Linked DNA regions of Homo sapiens: region 1 is linked to region 2. Evidence: chromatin loops called from intact Hi-C (ENCODE). Cell type or tissue: heart left ventricle. All regions are shown on one strand. Each heading gives the region's core, and the rest is flanking DNA. Links, peaks and the distances in the headings are about the cores only.

Region 1 (11,886 bases), core at 1-8,000, 61 kb before region 2:
ATAAATTTTAGGTATGCAACAGGGTGTTGATTGGAAGAATTGCTAAGTTTCTGTTTATTTTGACAATGGTATGGTAGTACTGCCTTGTCATCACTAAAATCCACTATGTTTTCTCCTGAGCATACACTAGATCACATCTCCTTGCCTTCCTAGGCAAAGATGCCTTTGGCTGCTTTCTGGCCAAAGCCATGTGGTGAGAATAATGCATGCCATTTACAGAATGAACCTACAAAAATCTCCCGTGTGATCCTCTACTTCTTGCCTTCCTTCATTTGACAGCCCAAAGCCAAGAACCTAGCAGACAATTCTGCTGTAGGGCCCTAGGAAAGGACTTGGCAAACCTTTTCTTAAGGGCAAGATGGTAAATATTTTAGGCTTTGTAGACTAAGAAGCAAAATCAAGGATATTATGTGTTATTTTATAACCATTTAAAAACACAGCCATTTAAACAGATAAAAACCATTTTTGGCTCATGGGCTGTAAAAAAAAGGAAAAAAAAAAAGCTGGAACAGGCCAATTTGGCCCATGGGCCATCATTTGCTGCTTTCCATTCAAGGCAGTAATGGAGAACCATGCTGGGAGGAGCCTGGGTCTCTGAATGATTGTGTGGAACACAGAGCTTATACCCTACTCACTATTGACTGGACTTTAGATAGGTTAGAAATAAACTTCTGTTATGCTAAGCCCCTGAAATTTAAATGGTGTTCATTATAGCAGTCAGCCAATCCTGAATGACAAAAAAGGTTAGAGACATTTGGAAGATAAAGAGGAAGGTGTGCCTTAAAATACAATTTAATATTTATTGATCATTTGCTATGTGCCAGGCCCTGTACTAAGGGTTTTGCATGCATTATCACATTTAACATTCACAAAAAATAAGAGGTAGGTATTATTATCATATGCATTTTATAGGTGAAGAAAATAGGAGTTAAAGGAATTACTCAAGTTGTAGAGCTAAAAAGTGGTAAACTTGGATTCAAATCTAAGTTGCTTTGGCTCCAAAGCTTGTTCTCCTTAACAGCATACTATGCTGTCTCCTAGAAATAAAATGAATTGTAAGAGAATCTACTGTGTATATCTAAATTCTGTTTACTTAATTATTTACTCAATCATTCATAATTTATAACTTGTCTAGTTCCAAGAATGACTCAAGTTTTTATTTAGAAGAATGTAAACAAACTGATCCAAAATTCCAATTAGGAAACTAATACATGGTTGTAAACCCTAGAGAAAATTCCTCCTGGAAGCTAGTTATTGCTAGAGTAAATAGCAGAGATCTTTGAGCAGTAAAATTCCATGCACTAAAGTCCAACAAGCCTCTCTCAGATTCTTATCTCTCTGATTCTTCCCACAGTTATAACAAATTTGCTTATCTGGTTTAAAGCCCAAAGCAGTATGTTCTCAGGTGCATGAGAGGCTACCAAAAATTATCACACTATTCATGATAGGACCTCATAGGTGACATATCATTTATACCACCACTGCCCCCAGAATACCAATGTGTACTTGCTGGGGTCATTTGATGGCCCATGCCCTTTAGTAGCCCCTAGGGTAATCACTGTATTATCAGGAACTGTACAATAATTGATGTTCATAATGAAGCTTGATCATTCAAATGATGTGAAAACATCTATAAACTACTTGAGTTAAATATATATATCTATGTATAAAATCAAGTATCTTGCCAAATATTATCAATTTAAAACTAGGATTGTGCTTTTTAAAATATAGATACTAATTGTCTGAAAAAACTCATGTATTTGATCCTTTTCATCTTCTCAAATGTGTAATAAACAAGGTAAGATCATGAAGGGTAGAAAATATCTGCTGGCAAACTCTGAACTTAAATATGACTCCTGCTAAAATGAAATGTGTAGTCCTTATTGTCTGAGGAATATTGGAAACACATAAAGTTTGGGGGTGAGAGGAGATGTGTACAAAACCAAATCTATCTTCTTTAATGTAGTATATAAACTTCCCACAGCTAGCAATCCTGATTATTCAATTTTCTGAAATAAATTTGGACTTCAGCTACCCAGATACCTTGGATAAAGGTAGTCTTTGGAAAACTGTGACAACAAAGTATTTTTCAGGCTTCAATATACTGGATAATCGGTATATATGGAACCAAAAAAAGGGATGAAAGAGGAAATTCACATGGCCTCACACAGGTGTACTTTAAATTCCTCTCTTATGTGTTTAAACTACTGGGATGTGGGGATGTATGTACACTGTGTCAACCAACACACTGCCCCTTGGCTTATGGTTACAGTCCTAATGCGGAAGAGAGAATGGCCTAATGGGTTTGCCTTTGACAGAGTTTTTCAAAACTAGAATTATTCAAAACACAATACTAACAACATTTATTATAAAGAATACCTCTGAATAGTAGTATAAAGAGGCAAAGTAGTATGAAGTGAAAGCGATGAAGAGAAAATCCATGGAGGCTTTTTTAACCAAATTTAGGAAAGCCTCTGCTCCTCTTCATGCCTCAGTTTCCTCATCTATTAAAGAAATGGGTTAGATATGATAGCCTCTATTGGCCCTTCCAGGTCTGACATGCCAAAAATTCTCTATTGCTCCTCACATTACCCTAATCTGGGAGCTCAAGGAGTACCTCTGGCTTAATTAACCATGCAGATAATTGTGTGCTCTAGCTGGGCTCAGTGGTGCACCTGACTTGGGAGGCTGAGATGGGAGGATCGCTTGAGGCTGAGAGTTGAATAGTGCAGTGAGCTATGATCACACCTGTGAATAGCCACTGCACTCCAACCTGAGCAACATAGTGAGATCTCATCTCTAAATAATAATAATAATAGTAAATCTTTTTAAAAAATTAATAAAATTGTGAATTCTGACGTAAGTCCAATGCCTTTTGATTTACTTTTGGGGTCCTGGATTTCCACTCAGTTCCTCTCAATCCAATCATAAAATCTTATAGTCCACAGAAACTGTAAATATTATCCAGTCCTCTATTACTGAGATGAGAAGCCTAGGATTTAAAAATTTGCCCAAAGTTATGCATAGTGGCACAGTCAGAACTAGAACCCAGGTTTCTTGACCGCCAATCCTCTATTCTCTATTCTATAATGTTGCTTCTTGCTATATGTGGGAGACAATGTCTAGATTAAAAATTACAGAAAACGTCAAAAGTCCACAAGCCTCTGGAGTCAGAATCAGAAGCAGGAGAGCCAATTTATTTATGATTGAGTAGAGGTTGTTTGAAAAAAATTAATAAAACATTGTTTAAGAGGCTAAGTGCCTCTAGGGATAAGAATCTGGCCTCCTTTGCCAAGACGGAACTCAATGAAAACTAAGACTAACGTGTAAATGTATTTTTGTTGAAGTTTTTCCCTTGAGATTGGGGGAGGGCAAACTGATTTAGATAAAATGAGATCTGACCTCGGCTGATCCAAAACTCTTGCCCAAGACACAAAACAAAGCCCCAATAAAACTCTAGTCTTGGTTCAAACAAAGGTCAGTAAAGGGGAGGGGGGATAAGGATGGAGACTGAGAAATAAAAGCATTTGTTGATTCTCTTCCTGACCAAAAGTCGCACTGCCAAATTGTCATAAGAAAGGCTGTTTATACAGACGCCCCAGCCCAGCTAAAATAAAAGTAGGAGTCAACTCGTCAGATTTTACACTTGGTTCCCAAGTAAGAATAGTTCAGTGTAGCTTCTGAATTTCTGGCTCCTTCGATAAATAGGTTTCTTTGGTATCAGGAAGTTATGCATTAAGAGAAAAAAGTGTGGACATCTTTCCTGGGCAGGCAGCATCTGAATACATTATTTAGTGTTCAAGCATACCAAAGATTAAAAGAAGAGATCCCACAAAGCTGAGAGCAGCCATTGTATAGAGCAGGCCTCTTAGGTCAGCTAAGGAGGAGGCTGGGAAATAGGTCAGCAGCTACAAGACCTTAGTGAAAACACAAGCTTGATCCCAAGAACTAGACACAGACCTTGATGTTCCCTAACAGAAATTCAAGAAACATTAAGGCTAATCCATAATGGAGAATCCATAAAAGAAAATGGAGAACTGTTTTTGGTTTTGTTTTCAAATTTATGCCACAAAATTCTTATGCAATCCATACCTTGAGATGGCAGCAGGAAGAGAGGGTTAGATTGAATGGATCAGTGTTTTGATTGAATGTGACATACGCCATATTTCATAAGCAATTCAGTTTATCTTTTGAAGGGCAAAAATAAGTGATTTAGGCAAAGCATGTTTAGAGGCAGAAGTCATCAAACTTTTACTTAGGTTAATTCACTTAAAATACAATTTGCATGACTTCAAACTGCAAATTGAACTGAAAAAGTGGCACCAGCCAAAGCAAAGATAAGCAGGAAATAGGTCCACAGGTCCACAAGACATTTAGAACTCCCTGCCCACTGTGCTGGCTGGTCTTTGTGGATATGACTTACATCTTGGGAGAGGAAAAGTAGACATTTGAATTTCTGGCTAGGAAAGAAAGAAAATACATACGGAAAGCTCTGGAATAATTGTATTCTCCACTATCCCCCATCCCATTAGCTGCATCAACAATTGAGTTTGTGAAATAATAATGATATCAATAGCTAATGTTTGTTGTGCACTTAATCATTATACTGAACCTCAAAAGTATGTTACGATTATATCAATTTTCTTGAGTACCAAAGAGTTCAAACCATTTTCATATGTCCTCACAGCTAGTTTTGGTAGTAATAAGAAATATTTATTGTCTCCAGCACTAAGACTTTACATGTATTGACTGACTTAACCTCATTAAGGAGATACCACTATAGGATTTATTTTGCAGCTACAAAAACTGGGTCATGGAGGGATAAAGGGATGAATTAAGTGCTTTCCTAAGGTTACATACTGATAAATAGCATATTTGAGATTTAAGGCCAATTGTCTGGCTCCCAACCCTCTAACCAGTTATTGGAAAACCTGAGATACTAACCTTACTCTGTCTGACTCCAAAACCTGCTTTTTCTACACAGCACATTTGTGTCTATGTAAAATATATACTTATTTAAAGTTAGCAACTTCAGTTTAAAATGAGAAATAACTTTGTAACAAAAGTAATTGCCCTCAAAGATAATAGAGTGTAAGTAGTGTTCTGCACATCTGTGTGAAGAGACCACCAAACAGGCTTTGTGTGAGCAATAAAGCTTTTTAATTACTGGGTGCAGGAGGACTGAGTCTGAAAAAGGGGTCAGCAAAGGGAGATAGGGGTAGGGCAGTTTTATAGGATTTGGGTAGGTAGTGGAAAATCACAGTTAAAGGGGCTTTTCTCTTGTGGGCAGAGGCAGGGGTCACAAGGTGCTCGGTGTGGAGCTCCTGAGACTCATTGTCCAGGAGAAGGAATGTCACATGGTCAGTTGATCAGTTAGGGTGGGGCAGGAACAAATCACAATAGTGAAATGTCATCAGTTAAGGCAGGAACTGGCTATTTCACTTCTTTTGTGGTTCTTCAGTTGTTTCAGGCCATCTGGATGTATACTTGCATGTCACAGGAGTTATGATGGCTTAGTTTGGGCTCAGAGGCCTGACAAGTAGTAAGCCCCTTGCCACAAAATGTGTAGCAGAGGTAACATAATCAAGCGGAAAAGACATTGTAGAAGGAAGACAAGCATTATAACAAAAGATCTGGGAATTGAACTAAATGGCTCTAAAGTTATTTGAGACCAATTAGTTCACAGCATAGTAACATAAGTGGCCCTTATTGAGTCAGAAGTTGGCTTTTTTTTTCATATTTTTTCTAGTCAGTCAACTGAGAATCTTTGTAATTTCAAAATAACACTTTGGGACGATGTGAAAATTCTTCCCCAAACACTTACAGTATTTACTTCTATAACATGACTCATAATGGGTCTGGGCTCATGAGAAGGCAAGACCTCTGTGTGAACCTGAAAGTTTCTACCTCCATCCTTATCCCACCGAGTCTTGGTGCCTGAATGTGATCATCACTATTGCTTCTTACCCACAAGAATTTGCCTTGAACCTTCTTCCTAACAGAAACTGAAGCTTGCTAAAATATTGAGAAGTCAATTATTTCAAAGGACATTAAATCCTTAAGTGGTTTAGTCAAACATGGCAACTCCATTCCCCTTGGAAAGTGATTTGTTTAGGCATGGGCATGTGATCTAATTTTGGCTGAAGTGATGTCAAGGAAAGTCTGTCGGTGAGGCTCTAGGAAGGTTTTCTCACTCCTAAAAATGAACACAAGTCTAGCAGTTTTATTTTCTGTTTCTGGATGTTGTCACCTGCTTAAGATACCTGCAATGAGAGAGCCATCTGGTACCATCATGGGAACCAGCCTAAGAGGATAAAGCAAATTACTGTAGATGACAGAACAGAAAGGATGGATACTGGGTTCTTGGTAGCATCACTGAGACACTGAATTACCCAGCTTTAGAATTCCTCTAGCTCTGCATTTCTCCTTAAGGGACAAATAAATAGCCTTGTTTACTTGTTTTTTATACCATTTATCTTTGTTTGTTTGTTTTTAACTTCCAGCTAAAAGTACCCTAACTGATAAATTGAACTACCACATTTATTCATAATGTTTAAAGCATTGCACCTCTAAGAATCCCATCAGAGAATGTGAATTTTCTCTGGAAAGACTATAAAATAAAAACTTAATAACAGTAAAAATGATTACAAATAATAATAAAATCATCATTGTTATTATTTGGCATCATGGAAAACATAGGTTTTAAAATCAAATAAACCCAAGTTTAAAATCTGTCTCTATCTTGCCAGCTTGGTGATCTCGGCAAAATTATTTAACCCTTCTGATATTGATTCCTCATATTTTAAAGGGAAGTGATATAATAATATTTTGCAAGATTGCCGTATAAATTGTGATAGAGTATATAAAGCATCTGGAACATAGCAGGTATTCAGTAATTGGTAGCTCTATCTATTGGTCTTTTTCTCATCTATAAAATTGGTATACTAAAACTTCGCTCCTGAAGTTTATGTGAGTTCTAAAGGAGACAATGAATGTATGTAATCAGCACTTTACACATAACTATAATAGTCTCTTTGGGGATGGAAAATGGAGTGATCAGATTGACAAGGGAATGGAATGAAGGCATTGCTATCTGGTGAGAGGGATGGGAGACATTGGTACAACTTGAATGTTAGAAGAGGAATACCATCACAGGGGCAAAGGGCCCAAAGACAGCCTTTATCTTTCTCAATATTTGTGTAGGGACTTCTTCTCCTTAGAACTAAAAAAACAGGAAGTAAAATTTATAGACCCCTAGAGCCAGCAAAACCAATAGGTCAGGTTTACTATCAAAAGGATATTTCTTTAACAGATCTTTGACTCTTTCTTAGTGGCTCTCTCTCTCTATGTGTGTCTCTGTCTCTTCTCTCTAATTAAATGCCTACCCTGTGCTCTTACACATTTGGTGACTTTCAACAGTTATTCAGAATTTTAAAATCTTCCATGGTTTTTAGACCAGTTCCATTTAAAAAAAAAAATTAAGGTTGATATTTCACTTTGGTCTTAAACCAGAGCCAAGTAGGCTTTTCTCCAAAGAATGCTGGCACCTGTGATTCTACTACATGAATGCCAGGAAGTATGCTGACCAACGAGTTCTCATTTCAGATAAGCAGTTAATTTGTGGTGACCTTGAGCAGCCACTTTACTTACCTGGGTCATAATTTCCTTACCTGGGTATAATTTCCTTGGCTATAAAACAAGAGGGGTTGCATTAAGTCCCCTCTCTGAACTCAGAATCACCACCTGGCCCTTCTTTGTGGCCCTCCAGTCTCATGAGTCTTTTCAGTCTATGTGTATAATAATGTCTCTCTGTATCATTACCTTATTGTATAAACATCTCCCTGTGCATGTTTCTGCCATACCTAGGTGACCCAGCAGAGATTACTAAACTCATTTCCTCTTTGTCTTCGGTGTACAGTTAAACTTCCCTCGTGTGGCCACAAAACCATTCACCCTTCTCCTGTCTTCCTGCATCTGCTGGTGGAACCAAAAGACCCAGTGAAAGACTTTGAAGTCCTGGAACATGGTGGAAACAGCTTCTCTGACACCTTCACGTCCCCATCCATCCCCACACTTCGCCCCTGCCACCTCTCACTGGATTATGATATCAGTGAGAATGCATCTTCATTGTGTTAAAACACTGAAATTTGAAGATTATTTAGTATAGTATTTGGCCTATTCTGACTGTACAACCCAGCTATGTAAAGTCTTAGAGACTAGGCAGTGTATTGCCTTCTTTTAAGAAATGAGGCAGTTTACAGGGCCCACTTTGATTATTTGGGCGGTTCCATAAAATGGTCACAACATGGGATTTAAAGAGATAAAAACAAAAAGGGGGAAAGTAAAGACAGATTTTCCTAAGTAAAAAGGAACTCTCTTTTTAATGCCAATGTTTTCTCTTCAATTAACAGCACAATTAACAGTGCATACCTCCTGGGAACATGTTACCAAAAGTTAGAAGGCCAAATTCCCTCAGCCTCTATCCAGCATCACAAATAACTTCAATGAGAACCATAGGAACATCGAGTGTCCTGTGAATCTGAGAACTGCAATGGGCCCTAGGGGCTCTTCCATCCAGGCTTATCATGATTCAGGAGAAGAAATTGAGGACCGAAGACATCAAATATAATAAGCTAATGGAGGAACTGAGGCTACTTGCCTGGCTCCAGTGCTCTTTCCTTTGCCTCAAAATCTTTACAGGTCAGCCATCTATCATGTGTAGAATAAGCAAACTGAATTAACATTGGAAATATTAAAAGAACAGAGGTTGCGTGGATATTGGTTGGAACAGAGAAGAAGTTTTCACAAGGAATTAAAGTAACACCAGCTGCTCACTGCTCTGACTTAAACCATACAGCAACTCCAGAAACATGGGGGGTGTTGTTGAGTGGCAAGGTAAGCTCAAGAATGCTAAATGTGTCTGAAGGCAAAGGGGATTATTTGTCATTGGCCTTCTGACTCAAAAAAGCCAACATATATATATATATCTCAAAACCTACTGATAAGCAGAAAGAATATAGGGCTGTTATACTTGGTTGGCATCACTTTGTTCAGAAAGCAAGAAGGCAGCTGCATTCCACACTGACCAAAACTATTATATCAGGTTGTGCTTCTCTTAGTCTTAGGTGTCTTCTCGTAGGACTGTTTTAAAATTCAACACGAGGGGAGAGGGAACAAGCTAGACACAGAGAAAATAGTTATATATTTAGAGGACTGTGAGATCTTAATAAAATTTAACCGTATGGGGGCTCTATTGCATTTACCATTCATTCAACAAAAGTTACTGATTGCCCATTATGTACTAGGCCCTGGTCTAGGCACATGGAATACACAGATGAATAAATATGTTCACTGTCCATTACTTTCTCAAAAGTTGAGGGGCCAGAAAACTAAAATGAAATGAGACAGACACTACTGGGGCTCAGGCTGGGTTGAGGGGAGGGCCTTCAACCCTGCCTTGCTATATTAGCAAAGGCTTCTAGGAGAGGAGTTGAGGCCTTTTCACGCTTTTTGAAGGAAAGATCGTGTTAATCAAGTAAATTAGAGAAAAGACATTCCTAGTGGAAGAAACAACCATGTCAAACTTCAAAGAATGATCAGGAAACTATAATAAATGTATTCTTTCTCTAGTGCATATTGTTGATGAGTATTTGGAGCAAGACACAGGTGTGTGCCATTCTGCACTTACTTGGTAATTAAGTGAAAAAAATCTAAAACTGAAAATTTAAGAGTAGATTTTCAAGTATTGTTTCAAAAGTTCAAACAATATTAACAAACTCAGTGTCTCACCCCACCTATTGGCTTTGCTTTTCGTTTTATTGACCCATTTTCCAGTAAGCTGTCTACTTAAAGAGACTGGTAGCTTGAGACTTAAGTAATCAGAACAGATAATAATCCTACAAAAAAAAAAAAGAGTTTTATTCTAATAGTTCCAGCAAGTCTTGAGATTGCATCTCATTGAGCTGGCTTCAGTCACATCACATTCCTGAACTAAGGCCCTGGTAGTACAAAGCTCAATCCTATCATCTTGACTGTCCTCTTCAGAGAAGAGATTTTCTTCTCTTCTCTGCACCTCCGTCTAACCTGTACTAAAGTTATCATTAGTTTTTCCTTAAATTAGAGAATCCAAACACATCAAACTCATGCAAAATAATGATGCCAGTTCCCTTCCTTACATTACACACACAAAAAATTAACTCAAAATGGATTATATACCTAAATGTGAGAGTCAAAACTATAAAACTCTTACAAGGAAACATAGGGGTAAATCTTTGTGCCCTTGAGTTAGGCAAAGCCTTCTTAGAAATGACACTAAAAGCGTAAGCAACAAAAGAAAATAGATAAATTTGACTTCATCAAAGTTTAAAAGTTTTATAATACAAGTAATACTATTAAGACAAATGATCGCACAGAGAATAGGAGAAAATATTTGGAAATCATATAACACATGTGACAAGAGACATGTATCCAGAATATATAGAGAACTCCTACAATTGAATAATAAAGGATAATTAATCCAATATTTAAATGGGCAAAGAATCAGAGTAGACATTTCTCTAAGGAAGGCATATGAATAACCAATAAGCTCAAGAGAAGATGCTTACAATGATCATTCATTAAGGAAATGCTAACTAAAACCACAAGATACCACTTCACAAAGCCACTATAGAGTGGCTAATAACAAGAATCGTAGAGGATGTGGAGAAATTGAAACTCTCATGCATTGCCACTGGGAATGTAAAATGTTGGAGCCACTTTGGAAGACAGATTGGTGGTTCCTCAAAAGTTGAACATGGAGTTACCTTATGACCTGGCAATCCCACTCCTAGGTACATACTCAAAAGAATTGAAAACAGGTACTCAAACAAATACATATGCAATCATAGTCATAGCAGCACTATTCACAATATCCAAAAGGTATAAATAACCCACATTTCAATCCATTGATGACCTGATAAACAAAATGTAGTATATCCCTCCAACGGCCTGTTGTTTGACAATAAAAAGGAATGAAGAATTGATCATAGTACAACATGAATGAACCTTGAAAACATTATACTAAGTGAAAGAAACAAGTCACAAAAGACCACATATTAGATTATTCCATTTATATAAGACATTGAGAATAGGCAAAGCTATAGAGATGGAAAGTGGATTAGTGGTTGCCAAGGGCTTGAGGGATGGGGAGGGATTAGGAGTGACTGCTGGTGGATAGTTCATTGCTTTTTGAAGTGATGAAGATATTCTAAAATTAATTAGATTCTGGGGGTTGTCACACAATCCTGTCAATATATTAATATCATTGAATTATTATATACTTTAAATGGATGAGTGGTATAGCATGTGAATTTTGCCTCAATAAAGCTGTCTAGTGAAACACAGTATAGACAAAGTATTTGAATAGGAATTTTCCCAAAGAAAGTATGCAAAAAAAGCCAACAAGCACATAAAAAGAGGTTAAACATTGGTCACTAAAGAAATGCAAATCAGTCCTGTTGTAGTGGCTCATGACTGTAATCCCACACTTTGGGAGGCAGAGGCGGGTGGATCACTTGAGGCCAGGAGTTCAAGACCAGCCTGGCCAATGTGTTGAAACCCCATCTCTACTAAAAATACAAAATTAGCCAGGTGTGGTGGCGGGTGTCTGTAATCCCAGCTACTCGAGAAGCTGAGGCAGGAGAATCGCTTGAACTCGGGAGGCGGAGGTTGCTGTGAGCCAAGATAGGGTCATTGTACTCCAGCCTAGGCAAAGAGCAAAACTCCATCGAGAAAGAGAAAGAAAGAAAGAGAGAAAGAGAGAAAGAAAGAAGGGAGGGAGGGAAGGAAGGAAGGAAGGAAGGAAGAGAAAGAAATGCAAATCAGAACCACAAGGAGATATCACTTCAC
Region 2 (17,117 bases), core at 5,368-13,367:
ATCCTCATCTTGGCCAATAGACACTGAGAGATCACCTCACATTAGCACTTAATCCATGTAACCCTTTTGCTCTTCACACGGCCTCCAATATTTATAGTCCATATCAAGCCCATTGAGGAGTGTAGCTTTCAGACCCAGTCCTATAACACTATCTACTTAGAGAAAAGTGAGAAAAAGAAGGGGAAAAGCTACATGACCTTCTCTTCCTTCTCCCGTGACATCTAAAGTGTCCATAAAAGTCACAACAGATAATAAAAAGTACATGTTGATTGACAAGTTCCTTGAATTTCACTGATTTCTACAAACCCAGAAATCAAGAAACCACGTTTCCTGTAGAAAACACTCATTCCACAAAGATGTCACAGGTACCAGAGAAAAGCAGAGAGCAAGGGAATTAATTAATTAGTTTCAGTTAGGCACCAATCAAATAATACCATTATCTTCCTACCTAATAGCCTGGGACTTAATCACGAGCTACTACTGACCATAAATATTCATATTGGCATTTGAATTTCACATAACTGACCTTTTATGTGAAGAAGTCAAGCTTGATCAAGACTGTAGGATACTAATGACATGCAGTGGAAGAGGACACATGAAAAAATATTGACAGAACCTTCCCACAAAATACGAAACCAGCACAGAAAAGATTTAAAGGAGGTAAAATAATACCTGATACTGGACTGAGCTGGCACCATAGAGTCTCTCCTCTCCTCAGCTCCTACCACACTCCACTGAAGGTAGGATTTAAAAAAAGAAAATTCTTGTACCTTCAAATCTTTTAGTCAGTTACCTTTGTTGATGATAGGGCCGATGATGGTTAGCTTGGCCTATGGGCTTCCTGCACTGTCTGCTGCTCTCTTTTGGATTTGGAAATCTAATTTGAGTCTCAGGAAGCCCTTATGAGGACCAGGGCAGAGCCAAAAGTGAGAAAGTAGGGAAGGCTGGAAGGTCAAAGGAGAGATGAGGAGACCTTTGGGGGAGGTGTCCTCCCAGGGTGTCCAGTACCTGGCAGGAAGGTGGCAGAGGAGGCTGGACACTGCTCATTCTTTCATACATAAAAGGGGCTTTTATTAACTATCTCTGTGTAAAAACTATTCCAGACACTGTGGAAGTAAAGATGAACAAGACCTGGCCCCCATCCTTAAGGTTATCATTATGTATAGGGGAAACCAATCACACACACAAACATGCATCACTTTTATACAATGGGGTTTCATGTGACAAGTGCTAAATGTGAGATGTGAACAATGTCTAAGCGATTCCGGAGGAAAGAATGCCTTAAGGGTATTGGGGGTGGTCAGGAAGGTGTCTCCAGGAAGATCATATTGTGGTCTAAAGGAGCATGAGTTTGCAAAAGTACAAGTTGAGGTGAGAGTACAGGAAGAGGATAAGTACTCCAGGTGGAAGCACCAGCATAAGCCCAGGGCTGGAGATAAGAGGCAATCCTGTGAGGATTAGTGCCCCTGAAGAGTGAAGTGGGAAAGACATGTGGAGGGGAAATGCAGGGAGATGTCTGCAGGCCAGATCACAAGTAACTAAGGGTGCCCTTCCTAGTGTCTGTATATAGGACAGAATTTCTCCCCAAGAATGCATTTGGCCAGAATGTCTCTTGTGCTCTAATATCTCTCAGGAACATGAGAATTTGAATGGGGAGGAGAAGGAGGAGGAATGCCCCACAATTAGGGCTTCAATAAAGTGACATGTAGTTACAAACAGGAAGAGAAAATATGGCATTTGCTCTTTCAGTTGATTTTGATCTGAAGTCTTAACACTGTCTTAAGTGAATACTATGCCCTCTAATTTTCTGAAATTGCAAGGTAAATGTTTAAGATGAAAAACAGGGAGTTAGTCCTTTTTTTATTTTTTTCTGAGCTTAACCTTAAGAGTGAAAAAGAGTCTGCCTTCACATCACACCCGCGCAGATCTCTGGATTCATAGGATGAGCAGGGCTGCTGTACTAATCACATTTTCTTATTGCAGGATGCAGAGCTACATAATAACTGGTGAGTAACTTCACATTGAGGAGTTAGGTTTCAGAGCTGGCTCTTAGGGATCTGGGATAAAAGCAACTCATAGTCCTTCACAGGGTCTCCAGTTACTGGGAATGGGCAAACCTTGCTGAAAAAGAGGAAGGAGGTATGTGGGTGTCAACCGGTTTGCAGCTCTGAAGCCACTGGATTTCTCAGCTCCTGCTTTTCTTCTTCCTCCTCCACCTCTTCCTGCCCTTGCTTCTCCTCCATGAACCCAAGCCCCTGCCCCATCACATGGCTAAAGAAGCAGCTACAAAATAGGGACAAATTATCATTAAATTAGCGAGGGAAAAATTGTACATTTGTCTGTTCTAGTGAAATTTTCCCCAAAGGGCTCAAAAAGATCTGGCAAGTGCTCCCTTCCTGCCGCAAATAGGTGGGAGTGTGTGGCAGTTCCACGTCTACCACATACTAAGCACTTACTACAAGGCTCTAGGCATTGTTAATGCTTTAAATAGATGTCTCAGTTTAACCATCTCTTCAACCCTACAGTACTATTGTGACCATTTTATGGATGAGAAAATGGAGGTACAGAAAAGTTAGGGGCTTCCCCAGAGCTCACAGCTAGAAATTGGTGGAGCCAATATTTAAATCTTGGCAGTCTGTCACTAGAACCCTGGACATCTACCACTGTATTATAAAGCCTCCCAGACTCCCAGAAATATGCCCATGAAATCTCCTAGATGCTGAAAATGGACCAAATCTCACCAACGCCTTTTGAAGGCAAATTATTCAAATGGATAAATGTGGATTACTATATCTTTAGGGTTTTTATTAAAACTTGCTTGACTGTGTATAAAATATTCAAGACACATATGAAAGGTAAGAACAAGTGGCCATGTATGTGGTATGTTTATTCTTCCTACACACCAGTGCTCCAGCTCTGAATATCTGAGCTACTGGACCATTGTCCACTTTGACCTTGAACAATAGGGAGATCCTTCTAGCCATGATTGTTCTTGAATCACCAAACTCCTCCTTCTGCCCTTGCATAATGTGCCCTGCCCTGCTGACAATGAATGCCCTGATGTACTAAGTCACAACACTGAATATTCCTCTGTCCTCATTTTTTTCAGCAAACAGGATGAATATCAGCTCCAGCAGAATGCCCACAAGGTTGTATGAAATTTAGCGAGAGAAAATTCTAAAGTAAATGCTGCAGAATTCTATTATACAGCACTGTTTCCAGAGTGCTCAGCATGTCACATTGCCCTGTAGAGCTGGGAATGCAGAAACAAAGGCCTCCAGTGTTATTTCCATTTGTAAGAAGACTGAATTAACGTTGCTAGGGAAACAAAACCTCAGTTTCCTATTCAATTTACTTTCAGCTTATGTGTCACACCTCTTGCAGCCTCGGTGAAACACAATAAAGGAAGAGAACTACAGTTCTTTTATTAAAAGCTCTTAGCGCACATATTTCCCAGGTAAAGATAATCCACAGGAGGATAGATTTGGGCAAATTTCATCATAAAAGTGATTCAACTCCACTAGATTTCGCTATATGGTGGGGGGAAGATTACATAAAAAGATGCCTGTGTGCATTGCTCACTGTACCTAGGAACACCTGACTCAGGAATTGCATTTGTCTCAATTTTCAGTGGTCACAGTTACAGCCTAAAAGTCTTGGAACTTGTGTATAACTTATAATGTATATATAACTTGTGTATAAGTTATAATGTTTATAATGTGTATAAGTTATAATGTGTGTATAACAATCAAAGAGAGAGAAAATTGGAAGAAATGCAGTAATGAATGGGGTCAGAATGGTGGATAGAGGGTAGGAAAGCAGGAAAAGAAGAAAGAAAATGGTAGAATCAGCTCAGTAGTTAGTAATGGACCACAAGACTTTCAAGAGGGAGCTGATCAATTGATTCTGATGTTGTAAAACATATAGGAGAAATGGGTTACGGCTAACGCAAACCAAACCAAATATCAAGGATGATCTGGAGAGAGGATATGGATCACACTTGGATGAGGCTGTGTCTGCACAAGCATGGGCTCCTCCTTCCTTTGCCGAAATATGCCGCCATCTTAAGAGCTAAAACCAACAAGCTTTCTGCTGACTGCTCAGATGTTAGTGTCTGCACACTTCCAGGGATTTGTCAAATCCTAGTCTTAATTCATCGTCAGTCCCCAGGGTTCATGAAGTGGTCCATGTTTTCCAAATCTCAGTTCAAACATCATTTCCCAAGGACATCTACCCCAACACTGCAGACTAGATTCAATCCATGCTACGCATTCTCAAAACGTGGCTATCATTTTCTCCAATTTACTCACAGTTAGAAGTTACGTATTTCTGTGATTTTATTTATCTTTCTCCTTTATTAGACTATAAGCTCCTTGAATATAAGAAGTGTGCTTGTTTCTGCTTAGCATTGTGTCCTCAGTTCCTACCCAGAATCTGGCACATAGTAGAGTCTCAGCTAATATTTGTTCAATGAATGAATGAATGTGTACTAATCAGTTATGACTAAAAGGTAAACAAATCACCCCATGATGACTAATGATACCAAGCCTTCAAAGGCCAGCAGGAAGTCACAGAATCACAAGTCAACTTCTGACTGAGCTCCTTTCCTAGGGAAGCACACACTCCCAGACAGAAGTAGACCATATAAAATTTGGATCCATCGTGAATGTTTAATTGCAGCCTTATTTTCCACATACAATGTCAGTATTTGGCTTGCCTTGTATGACCATGGGAGGCTTTCAGAATTAGTTTCTGAATAACTTCTTAAGGTTGTTTGTTATATTGACTTCAGCCAAAGATCATTGGTATTTCCTGAGACCGGAAAGATTTGGGCCTTGTGCGTAAACAACATCTTGGATCAGGCACGGAAATTTCAACAGTACTTGGCAATTTCCTAGCAGCTTACAACTGCTGATCCCGCCAACACAGGGAGTTTAGATGCAGTTTCCTCGTCCTTCTAGTTTCTATAAATGTCCTTCCTGCAGAAAGCAAGTGGCCAGAGGCACAGAGAATAGTGATGTACTCAAGTTCTCCTTCTGCGGCAGAATTAAGAATTAAATCTAGCTCCAGTGAGGAAGCAGCAGACCATGCATTCAAGACCAGTTACATAAATGGTTTGAGTCACATTATTTTTTTATCAAAAACTGTTTTATTCATTTGTACTATTCCATTTGTAATATCTAGGTAAGTGGGAGATGGGAATGTGTCAAGAAACAAAGGCTCTGGGGGGTACCACAGAATGCCCATGAGTAAATCTGTAAGACTCCACTGAGTAAATCTTTAAGACTCCACTGATAACTGTTCCTTTCATCAATATCAGGAAAAAGGTCACCAAGAAAGACATGGCTCTGAGGGATCCAGAAGCCACTGGATCTTCCCAAAATGAGAATTTCCTCAGAAAGAAGCAGAAAGAGGCCCAGATTTGAGTCAGAGGGATCCAGATATGAATACTGGTTTTGTCACTGAGCTATGTGACCTTGGGCAAGTTACTTCACCTTTCTGAGCCTCAGTTTCCTTATTTTAAAAGCAGAATAATAATATCTGCCTTCCATCACTGTTTCAAAATTAGAACTAGCTTGAAGAGAGACTCCAGACTGCTATCTGGCTTGTAATAAGTTCAACTGTCATTTCACTGGCCATCTCCAAATTGCCCTCACCACTTCTCCATTTTTCTTTGTTATCATTCTGGACCATGCCGGGTATCCTTTATTCATGCTACTGTTTTTCATGTAGTTTGCTGAACTTAGAAGTGTCATTTTCTTGGCTTTAATATCTATGATAGTAATGACTTGAATTACCTATTAATTGTATTTTGTGGTCTCATGACACGAGAGAGAGCAAAAGCGAAAGTGAGAGAGCTAGAGAGAAAGAAAGAGAGCAAGTAAGGGCAAGCAAAGTCCAGAGACAGCTACATAAACCATATTTGATTATGTGCATCTGTCAGAAGTAGGCCAGACCCATGGGATGATCAGGAATAAGTGCAGCTGGAACAGAACCTAGATATCTTTCTTCTGGTCCCTCGTCACATTCACTCCCACTTCTCTTTCACTCCCCGCTCCATCACTCCAGATTTGGTCCCTCTTCTTTATGATCCCAGCCTTCCACCACGACAACTTTAATGAACTTTGGTCCTGGTCCTCATGCCTGTCATCATCTTCTGTCTAGTCGAGAGTGGTTCTCATGTGCTCTCTGGCTCTGTCCAGGCCCAGCATGTCCCTTCTCAATTGAGCCCACTTTGGCTTCCAGTGTCTGTCCTTTCCACCTCTCCTCAATAGGTTTCCTAAATCCACCACTGACTCAATGTAGTTCAGGGCCACTGTTCCTACTGCCTCTAGTTTTGTCTCCTGACTAGCTCATTCTTCCTTTCCATTTCCTCGAGCCAGGAGGGCCAGAAAAGTCTCTTGTTAATGATGTTTGCACACTGCAGGGTTGATCGCCACATGCCACCACAGACCTGACCAAATGTGAACTTGACTTAGATCTTGCATGGGCTATGCAGGTATTAAAATCCGGGCTCCTGCCATCAAGCAGCTTACATATGATTGGCAGATAACACAGACATGTTAACGATATAAAGAAAAAACAGCCACAAAAAGTCTCATTTGAATTTGAATAATGTTCTCAGTAGATCATTATTTATCTGAGAGAGAAGGCACCAAAAGAATCCAACAAAAAAAATGGCCTAACTGGATTATTTTTATGATTACTTAATTTCAAATTTATACTAATATAATGAGTAAAATATGATTTGCTAAAGTACAATGCATAGGGAAAACAGAATCTGCTGAACTAAGAGTGACCTGTCAGTGATTCCATAAAGACCAACTTGCATAACAGAGACTGGATGACACAGAATTTAAGGTACAACTGCAAGGATATTGTAACAATCTTGATGGCGATCAATAAGTTGATGATTCTTTATTGTTTATATATCTCAAAAATAGCAACTACTTTAAAGCACTGAATTTCAAGTATACACACACAGAGCTACACATACACATAACATGCTAAGTCATCTTTTGTCAATCATTGTACTTTTTAGAGTTATATATTTCAAACTTCAAAAATATTAGGTAAAACTCACATTGTTAACATTTGGATAATGGCATTTTCAATGAACAAATAAGGGCTATTGATCAACAAAAAAAGCATATGATTTAAATAACTGAATTGCAAAATTGAGAAAGCACATCAACTTTGCATATTAAGGATATGTAGGAAAACGTATTCATAAAGTATCTGCATCTGTTTCAAAGGGGAATGCTTAATTAGAATGCAATGACCTCAATTGATCACCCAGTTTAAATGGTTCAGGATTGTGTCCTAACTAAAAGCCGCCATGGTAACTAAAAGTGAAGTCAAACAGCTGCTCACTCTGTTGCCTAACTTTGTTCACCTAGTTAAAAGTTTTCATGCTAGATAATATATTTCCCACATTTTGTACTTATTTTTAGTTTCTAGGAAAAAATGTAGAGGCATTCTGGCTTTTTTCCTGGTACAAGTCATAGTCCATTTGTCATTATGGTTACAGATAAGAAACATCCAAAACAACAAACAAACAAACAAACGAAACCAGATAAGAAACATCCCAGATATTTCTATGTAAGTCTAGACATCTAGGTGTGCTGAAAGACACTTCAAATTTGAACATTTCCTCCCACAATGTTTGGTCTATGTGCATTAAAATCCAGTTGAGCAAATCTTTATCTCAAAGCCTGCTATTTGGAGAATCTGACCTGAAACAAACATCTATATATTTTTTCATAATTGGGGGAATCCCAATATGAGTGAGAGATAAAATCTTATTTACAAGAACAGACATTATCACCCTTTACTTCCTGTCAGCTAGAGTGTGAGCTCATGCCTCTGAAATTTGAAGGAATGACCCGGAGGTTCAGGGTCAGAGTTACAAAGTTGAGACCCCAGTAGTGAGATCACAAAGGACGCATGGTGACAATGCCAACCAGCAGTGATCTAAGAGGGTAACTCCTATGGCATATCTTTGACTATGCTTCATTTCCTTTGGCTTCCATCTATGCCTAGTCTATTATCCTTCAAATGGAGGTATGGGATATTATTCCTATAAATTTATATTCCACTTAAGTTAACCAGATTAATTTCTGTTTTATTCACTAATAGAATCTTGACTCCCACAAAAATACTAGTAGAAGTTATTGCAATTTACAGAGCTATAGGATAATGAAAGAGGAATGGACAAAACAATACATGGAATTTGTTATGTAGCTTATTTGCTGACAAAGGCAGTGAAAATATAGCTAGCATTAAGGGATGGGAATACTGATGCTCTTGGCACAGATTGATAGCATGACTAATGAAATTGTGACCTGTGATTTGATGATATTAGGGAATTTGTGTTCAATATGTTAGGTATAGTCATGGTATTGTGTTCATGGAAGAAAATATTATTGCTTTAAATATGCATATTTCCATATTTGCAATGAAAAGCCATTTTGTCTATAAATAAATTTGACAATATATTTGTAAACATTAAACATAAGTGGTGTATGTACATATTTTATTTATGCTATTTTCTCTAGTTTTTATGTGGCTGAAAATGTTTAAAATAGAGATTCTGAAAATTATTACTTGTGATTACCTGAGACGATCACAAACCAGTTGGAAGGAGGGGAAACAAGTATCCATTGCCATAGAACAGTAAAAAGTGTCTAAAGAATTGAAGGATGAAGTCAAATGACAATATTATAACCCTAAATTATTAGTTAAAATTATAAACAATTATAGGGACTAATATAATTTTGTAAAATTGCCTCTAATCTCTTATAGCTACTTAGCTAAAATAAATGAATAATAAGCACTAAGTTCTACCATGCACATTGTTGAATTACATCCATTGAGTTCACAGATTTCCCAGGCCTTTTTCTGAAAATGTGGACACTGACAGAGAACACATGAAATGCCCAAAATTGGAATGGAGCACTAATGGGGGGTTTTGGAGGACTTGGAAAATCAAGAACCTACAGCTTCCATTTAGTTTCCTCTCTCAATGGAAGTAGCTTCTCCCTTGTCTCAAATAATTACCCCTGCCTTTCCCGAGGACCCTGCAACTCTCTAGTCTGTAGAAGTTAATTTATAATTGGAAGCTATTTCTCTTCATGGCTCATTACCCCACCCTTCACTTTCTCCAGAATCCTAACTAGAATCAGATTCCCAGTGTGCCCCAAATCTGAGAAGATAAAATCTATGTTACAATAATTGCAAAAATTGTGTAAGTTATATTAGGAAAGACATGGTTTATATATGTGCTAATTTCTGGATTCTGAGAGTGTTTGACTAAGAAAGGCATTGCAATTTAATTAACTGAATTTATTAATATAGGTGCAGTAAACAGATTTTTAAAGTTAATACACTAGTTCAAGCTGCTGGATCTTATTTTTTCTTTTCTTTTTTATTATTTATTTATTTATTTTTTTTACTTTAAGTTCTGGAATACATGTGCAGAATGTGCAGGTTTGTTACATGGATATACATGTGCCATGGTGGTTTACTGCACCCATCAACCCATCATCTAGGTTTTCAGCCCTGCATACATTAGGTGTTTGTCCTAATGCGGTCCCTACCCTTGCCCTCCACCCCCCAACAGGCCCCAGTGTGTGACGTTCCCCTCCCTGTGTCCATGTGTTATCATTGTTCAACTCCCACTTATGAGTGAGAACATGCAGTGTTTGGTTTTCTGTACTTGTGTTAGTTTACTGAGAATGATGGCTTCCAGCTTCATCCATGTCCCTACAAAGGACATGAACTCATTCTTTTTTTATGGCTGCATAGTATTCCATGGTGTATATCTGCCACATTTTCTTAATCCAGTCTATCATTGATGGGCATTTGGTTTGGTTTCTTTCCTAACTGACTCAATTCTACATTCAACATTGGCCACAGGAAATAAAGTTGATATTTCATAAATTTCTTGGAATGTTATTAAGAAAGTTATCCAGAGAGACTTTGAAAGACTGTTGAAGTGAATTTTATCATCCACTGACCCTCATACCCAACTATGACCAGTCCTCAAAATACTCCCATTACTAAAGCCTTAAAAAATATATTGGTGAAGGGAAACCCAGCGTCTTTATAAAGTGTCCAAGTTGTTCTCTGTAGGTGAGAGATGCTGAGGTTGAAATGAGCTCAGTGATTTCAACACGGATTGAAAGACTCAGGGTGGAACTTCACCACCAGATATAAGGTGTATATTATTACCAAAATAGATTGCTTGGGTCAGTATGGTAATTAGAATGATCTCACTCAACAGCCACAGTTCTCAAACCATATACTAAGATGCCCAGGGCTCTGCAGCAAAGTCACAGAAGTGGCCCAATATCTCGTAAATGTCAAAGGAAAACACAGTGAAATATACTGCATGTACTACTAGCTCAAGATAGTTTACAATTTCCACTTTAGATCATGCCACATTCCTTTCAGTAACATCATATCTTTGAAAAACAGGGTTTTGGTGGCTGCTGTGGTAAAAAGTAGATACTGACATGAAAATTAATGTTGAATAGAAAATAAGGGTGGTAGTTTTTAATGTGATTCCCCGATTTAAAAAGATAAGTAGTGCCTAACAGGTATATATATTCCACAAGTAAGAAATTAAAATTATTTAAAGATAAAACAAAAATGTACTCTTTTCTTCCAATTTGTGTGTCCTATGTTCTTCATGTACACATCCCATTGGTAAGTAGTTGAGGTTATTTAAGAATAAAACAAAAATACTTTTGTTCATTTTATACATATTTCTTTATATAATCCACAAGTTATTAGGACATAAATATGTATGAAGTTGTTTTAGCCCAACTACTTAATAAATGGAACTTTCAGTTACTTAATTTGACCTAGAGGCACCAAAAAAAATTACTGAGACACTATGGACACTAAGACTGAGAAAGTTTGGAAATCTCTATCCACGGATATCTTAATGATGAGTTCATTACTGTTACTAAGAACAAACAACTTTGTTTTCTTTTTCATTTTATTTTATTTTATTTTAAGTTCTGGAATACATGTTCAGGACTTGAAACTCTGTTACGTAGGTAAACGTGTGCCATGGTGGTTTGCTGCACAGATCAACGGAACACCTGCATGCATCAAGCCCTGCATGCATTAGATATTTATTCTGATACTCTCCCTGCCTCTACCCACCCCTCCCCACCCCAACAGACCCCAGTGTGTATTGTTCCCCTTTCTGGATCTGTGTGTTCTCATTGCTCAGCTTCCACTTATAAGTGAAAACATGCAGTGTTTGGTTTTCTGCTCCTGTGTTAGTTTGCTGAGGTTAATGGCTTCCAGGTCTATTCATGTCCCTGCAAAGGACACCATTTCTTTCCTTTTTACAGTTGTATAGTATTCCATGGTATATATGTGCTACTTTTTCTTTATTCAGTCTATCATTGATGGGGATTTGGGTTTATTCCCTGTCTTTGCTATTGTAAATAGTGTTGCAACGAACATACACGTACATGTATCTTTATAATAGAATGATTTATATTCCTTTGGGTATATACCCAGTAATGGGACTCCTGGGTCAAATGGTATTTCTGGTTCTAGGTCTTTGAGGAATCGCCACACTGTCTTCCACAATGGTTGAACTAATTTACATTCCTGCAAACAGTGTAAAAGTGTTTCTATTTCTCCACAGCTTCGCCAGCATCTTTTGTGTCTTGACTTTTTAATAATCGCCATACTGACTGGAGTGAGATGGTATCACAATGTGGTTATGATTTTCATGTCTCTAATGATCAGTGATGTTGAGCTTTTTTCATATGTTTGTTGGCTACATAGTAGACACAATAAAAAAATGATAAAGGGAATATCACCACTGACCCCACAGAAGTACAAACAACCATTAGAGGATACAATAAACACCTCTAAGCAAATAAACTAGAAAATCTAGAGGAAATGAACACATAAATTCTGGACACATATACTCTCCCAAGACTGAACCAGGAAGAAGTTGAATCCCTGGATAGACCAATAACAAATTCTGAAACAAAAAAAAAAGCCCAGGAACCGACAGATTTACAGCTGTATTCTACCAGAGATACAAAGAGGAGCTGACACTGTTTCTTCTGAAACTATTCAAAATAATTGAAAAGGAAAGACTCCTTCCTAACTCATTTTATGAGGCCAGCACCATCTTGATACCAAAACTTGGCAGAAATACAACAACAAAAAACATAAAACTTCAGACCAATATCCCTGATGAACACTGATGCAAAAGTTCTCAATAAAATACTGGTAAACCAAATCCAGCAGCACATCAAAAAGCTTATCCACCACGGTCAAGTTGGCTTCATCCCCTGGATGCAAGGCTGTTTTGACATATGCAAATCAATAAATGTGATTCATCACATAAACAGAACTAAAGACAAAAATCACATGGTCATCTCAATAGATGCAGAAAAAAGGCCTTTGATAAAATTCAACATCCCTTCATGTTAAAAAAAACTTTCAATAAACTAGGTATTGATGGAACATACCTCAAAATAATAACAGCCATTTATGACAAGCCCATAGCCAATATCATACTGAATGGGCAAAAGCTGGAAGCATTCCCCTTGAAAACAGGCACAAGACAAGGATGCCTTTTCTCACCACTCCTATTGAACATAGTTTTGGAAGTTCTGGCCAGGGAAATAAGGCAAGAGAAAGAAATAAAGGATGTCAAATAGGAAGAGAGGAAGTCAAACTGTCTCTGTTTGCAGATGACATGATCCTATACCTAGAAAACCCCATTGACTCAGCCCAAAAATTTCTTAAACTGCTAAGCAACTTAGCAAAGTCTCAGGATACAAAATCAATATGCAGAAATCACAGTCATTTCTATACACCAACAACAGATAATCAGAGCCAAATCATGAATGAACTCCCATTCACAATTGCTACAAAGAGAATATAATACCTAGGAATACAGCTAACAAGGAAAGGGAAGGACCTCTTCAAGGAGAACTACAAACCACTGCTCAAGGAAATCAGAGAGGACACAAACAAATGGAAAAACATTTCATCCTCATGGATAGGAAGAATCAATATTGTGAAAATGGCCCTATTGCCTACAGTCATTTACAGATTCAATGCTATTCCCATTAAACTAGCATTGACATTCTTCACAGAATTAGAAAAAACTACTTTAAAATTCAAGTGGAACCAAAAAAGAGTCCACATAGCCATGACACTCCTAAGCAAAAATAACAAAGCTGGAGGTACCACAATACCCCACTTCAAACTACACTACAAGTCTACAGTAACCAAAACAGCTTGGTAATGGTACAAAAACAGACACACAGACCAATGGAACAGAATAGAGATCTCAGAAATAAGACCACACATCTGCAACAAACATCTGATCTTCGACAAACTTGACAAACGCAATGGGGAAAGGATTTCCTATTTAATAAATGGTGCTGGGAAAACTGGCTAGCCATATGCAGAAAATTGAAACTGGACCTCTTCCTTATATCTTATACAAAAATTAACTCAAGATGTATTAAAGACTTAAATGTAAAAGCCAAAACTATAAAAATCCTAGAAGAAAATCTAGGCAATATCATTTAGGACATAGGCATGGGCAAATATTTCATGATGAAAATGTCAAAAGCAATGACAGAAAAAGCAAAAATTGACCAAAGGAATCTAATTAAACTAAAGAGCTTCTGCACAGCAAAAGAAACTATCATCAAGTGAACAGACAACCTACAGAGTGGGAGAAAAATTTTGCAATCTATCCACCTGACAAAAGTCTAATATCCAGAATCTACAGGGAACTTAAACAAATTTACAAGAAAAAAACAAACAACCCCATTAAAACATGGGCAAAGGACATAAAAAGTCACTTCTCAAAACAACTTGATTTTATTACATTAAAAGAAACTTCTAGGTCTGGTAAATAGGGGCTAGACTTGAGCAACCACAGAGAGAGTCAAAATGCCTCAGTTTCCAACTCTGAATTAGTTTAGAAACTCAGATTCCCTTAAATGAAGAAAATTTTAAAACTCTTGAAACAATATGACACATAATTAATTTGAATAATTTGCCCATGTTTTTGTCAGCTCTCCAGTTTTCTGCCACAATTTCCTCCACAATTACCCTGACAATGTAGCTTTCCATAGGATATTACATAAATTCGTTACGTTTATAGGTGAAAGAACCTGGAAAACATAAAATAGAAATATCACACTCTAAATGTTTTGATAGAAATGTGTGTATCAGAGAGGAGAGAATAAATCTTATAAAAATACAGCACCCTACAAGAGCAGTAAAATTATTTAAGTTATAGTAGATGAGAATAGATAGATATATTTCATCAAAGGGAAAGAAAAAAATGATCCCCCTTTTACCTTCTACCACCGAAATTACTTAAATTATACTTGTCGAGCCCTTGAATTTTGGAGGCACTATATACCACATTTACACTTGTGTCTGTGACCCAGTGTTAAATGAGACCCAGGTCAAGAGACAACTCTTTGGCTGGTCTAGGATATTGTATAAACAGATCTATCACTCTGCCCTTATATGACAAAAAGAACCTTATGGGAATCACAACACCTGCAGTAGATTGGAATATTGTATGTATCCTGAGGGAAATCATAATAGGAGAATCATGCTAAAGATATCTAGAGTTTTGAAGTAAAGCTGATCCCTCTTTACTTTCTAAAACAGGTAATTATTCTGCTTTTAAAAACATTATTTGTTTTGTAACTAGGTCTTGTCCAGGAATCTTTTAGGCATAACTAACTTCAGACTTGGTCAAGACTGAAAATACTCCAAAAGTACCTGACAAAAGCAAACTCAAAAACCAGGATCTACAAAATTCTCACAACTGAAGCCACATTGAATAGGAGTTTACAATCCAAAGTTACAAAATAGTTGGGGAATTTCACCATGAGCCAGAGAAAGCAGACATATAAATATTAGGATTATACCCCCCACCAGTTTATAATTGAACAATAAGACAGAGGCTACAAAACAAAAATGTTTAAAATGACTACAGAAAGAAAAACTGAATATATATATATATACACTATATATATATTTAGTGTGTATATATATATACACTAAATATATATATATGGGGAGCAGGAAGTTTTGGAGGGAAAATACCTGAAATGAAAAATATATCCACTGAAATCACAACAGTAGATGTGTTAAGTTGGAATGTAGATAAAAGCATAAAGAAAATTAATTGGCTGAAAGATATATCTTTAAAAAATTAGTAAGAATGCTGTATTGACAGGTAAACAGATGGAAAATATGAATGAGAAATAAAGAGACATGGAGGATAAAATGAGAAGACTTAACATATCTGGAAAGGTTTTCTGAAGGAGATAAGTTATTGGAAGAGAAAATATCTGAAATTTTTAGCCTTGATAAAAGATAAGAATTGTGAAATTTAGAAACCCAACAGTCCCAAGTAGGATAAAAAAATAAGTTCACACCTAGACAATGTAGTAAAATGGTAGAACAGAAGAGATATAATGAAAATATTAAAGACATCTGGAGAAGCAGCATATTATCTAAGAAGAAATAATGTATAGTCTGGTCTCAATAAATTCAATGGTAACAATAGAAATCAAAAGATAATGAAACAATATATTCAGTGCTGAGATAAAGTAACTCTCAATTTGCTGTTGAGAGAATTCCATGTCCAGTTAAACTACCATTTAAGAATGATAATGAATTAAATGTTTTCAGATCCATATTGTATGAGTTTACCATTAACAGACGCTTACTAGTGAACTTCTAAGTATCTGCCTTAGTAAGAAAGAATCTCAATCTGTAAAGAAGGAAGTGTGAGCAAAGAGACTGAAAAAAAATAAGTAATTCCAAGCAAACTGCCGAATTTTATAATATAATCACAATAGCTATTAACTTTAGAAGTACAAAAACAAGTTCAAACTAAAGTATGTAAGGTTGACATTTAATACAGAATGATGGGTAATTAAAGTTCCAGTGTTTCAGGGCTCTTGTATTTTTCCAATAGAGGGAAGAGAGAGTGATTAATTATATACTTTGTTAAAGAAAGTTTGCATATTAGAATTTTAAGAGAAACACAGAAAAGAAACTGAATGCATAACTGTAAAACTACTAGGGTTGGAAGAGGTTATAAGATTCTTAATGCATGACTGCAGTAGACGAAGTGGCCACAGAAATTGATATATTCATAATGAACTGGATGTTTCTAATCCACCTATCATTAAGTTGGGCATACCCACAAGCATTCCATCATCTAGTGGAAGTAAACATATTCAAGATCTGAATGTTGCAGTTCCCCAGGTTGGACAAGCAAGTAGCTCACACTCCTAGCATGTCTACTCCAGCCACACAGTGACATTCTACCTTCTCCCACACCCATAGCCTTATAAAAAGTTGTCTAGGACCGTATTTTGAGTCTTATTTACAGAAGGCTTATCATGACATAGATAGAAATGGACTTTTACAATGCAACAGTGGTGGCTCTGAAGGATAGTGAAAACTAAAATTCTTCCAATGGGACAAATGTGAAATGCTTTAACTTGTGGTCAGGATGAAAGGAGAAATGCTCTCAGGTAAGCATCTACATCTACTAGCAGGTTCTTTAAAGAAGCAAAACAGAATTGATGACAAAGAGTCTTAGAGAAGAGCTATGTATACGAACTGGCAATGATCCCAGAATACACTCATGTCTCATGTGATATAAGTACTCCGACAAAATACTCCTCCATGGAGGATATTCTTCCAGATCAAGTAAGTAAGAGGATCCATTTGTTGTTGTTGTTGTTGTTGTTGTTTTGTTTCAAATTAGTACTAATCTTTAATCAAAGAGCTACAAATTCCCAGGTAGTCTTGGAAGCAAGACCGCTCAGTATTTTGGTAATGCTTGTATTTGACTTCTCTTCCTCCTTTGCAACCGTGCAAGGTTTCTGTCTGGGTTTCTTCAGAAGACCTCTGCCTCCTTTTCCTGGCATCATGGAGACCCAGGCCCTACCGAAATGCATTTAAGAGGCTTTAAACAATTAAATAATGCCAAGCGGATGGTGGTCAAGGGGTTTCTTCAGAAGACCTCTGCCTCCTTGTCCTGGCATCGTGGAGACCCAGGCCCTACCAAA

What was found. A loop is a pair of places that touch in the nucleus more often than their neighbours do. Peaks named below come from ENCODE experiments on the same cell type or tissue, not always from the same donor. Only the 100,000 strongest peaks of a DNase experiment are listed, where the experiment ranks them.
Region 1: a loop joins it to region 2, with 2.1 times the contacts of the local background. A loop is called at or near these places in 3 of 110 quality-filtered maps.

What each region holds. Positions count from the first base shown.
Region 1 is chr1:168,860,566-168,872,451 of GRCh38, forward strand. It overlaps LOC105371606 (a long non-coding RNA gene), which reads left to right. Exons shown (of 2, transcript XR_922261.3): 2 at 8,412-9,634. Among named protein-coding and RNA genes, the nearest start is that of LINC00626, 80 kb to the left of the region's middle. In heart left ventricle, for the core only: no CTCF peak of the experiment used is centred there; no DNase peak of the experiment used is centred there; H3K27ac peaks cover 1,126 bases.
Region 2 is chr1:168,916,062-168,933,178 of GRCh38, forward strand. The region is part of intron 3 of LINC00970 (long intergenic non-protein coding RNA 970); the gene reads right to left. Among named protein-coding and RNA genes, the nearest start is that of LINC00626, 140 kb to the left of the region's middle. RefSeq lists an enhancer at 5,775-5,944. In heart left ventricle, for the core only: no CTCF peak of the experiment used is centred there; no DNase peak of the experiment used is centred there; H3K27ac peaks cover 512 bases.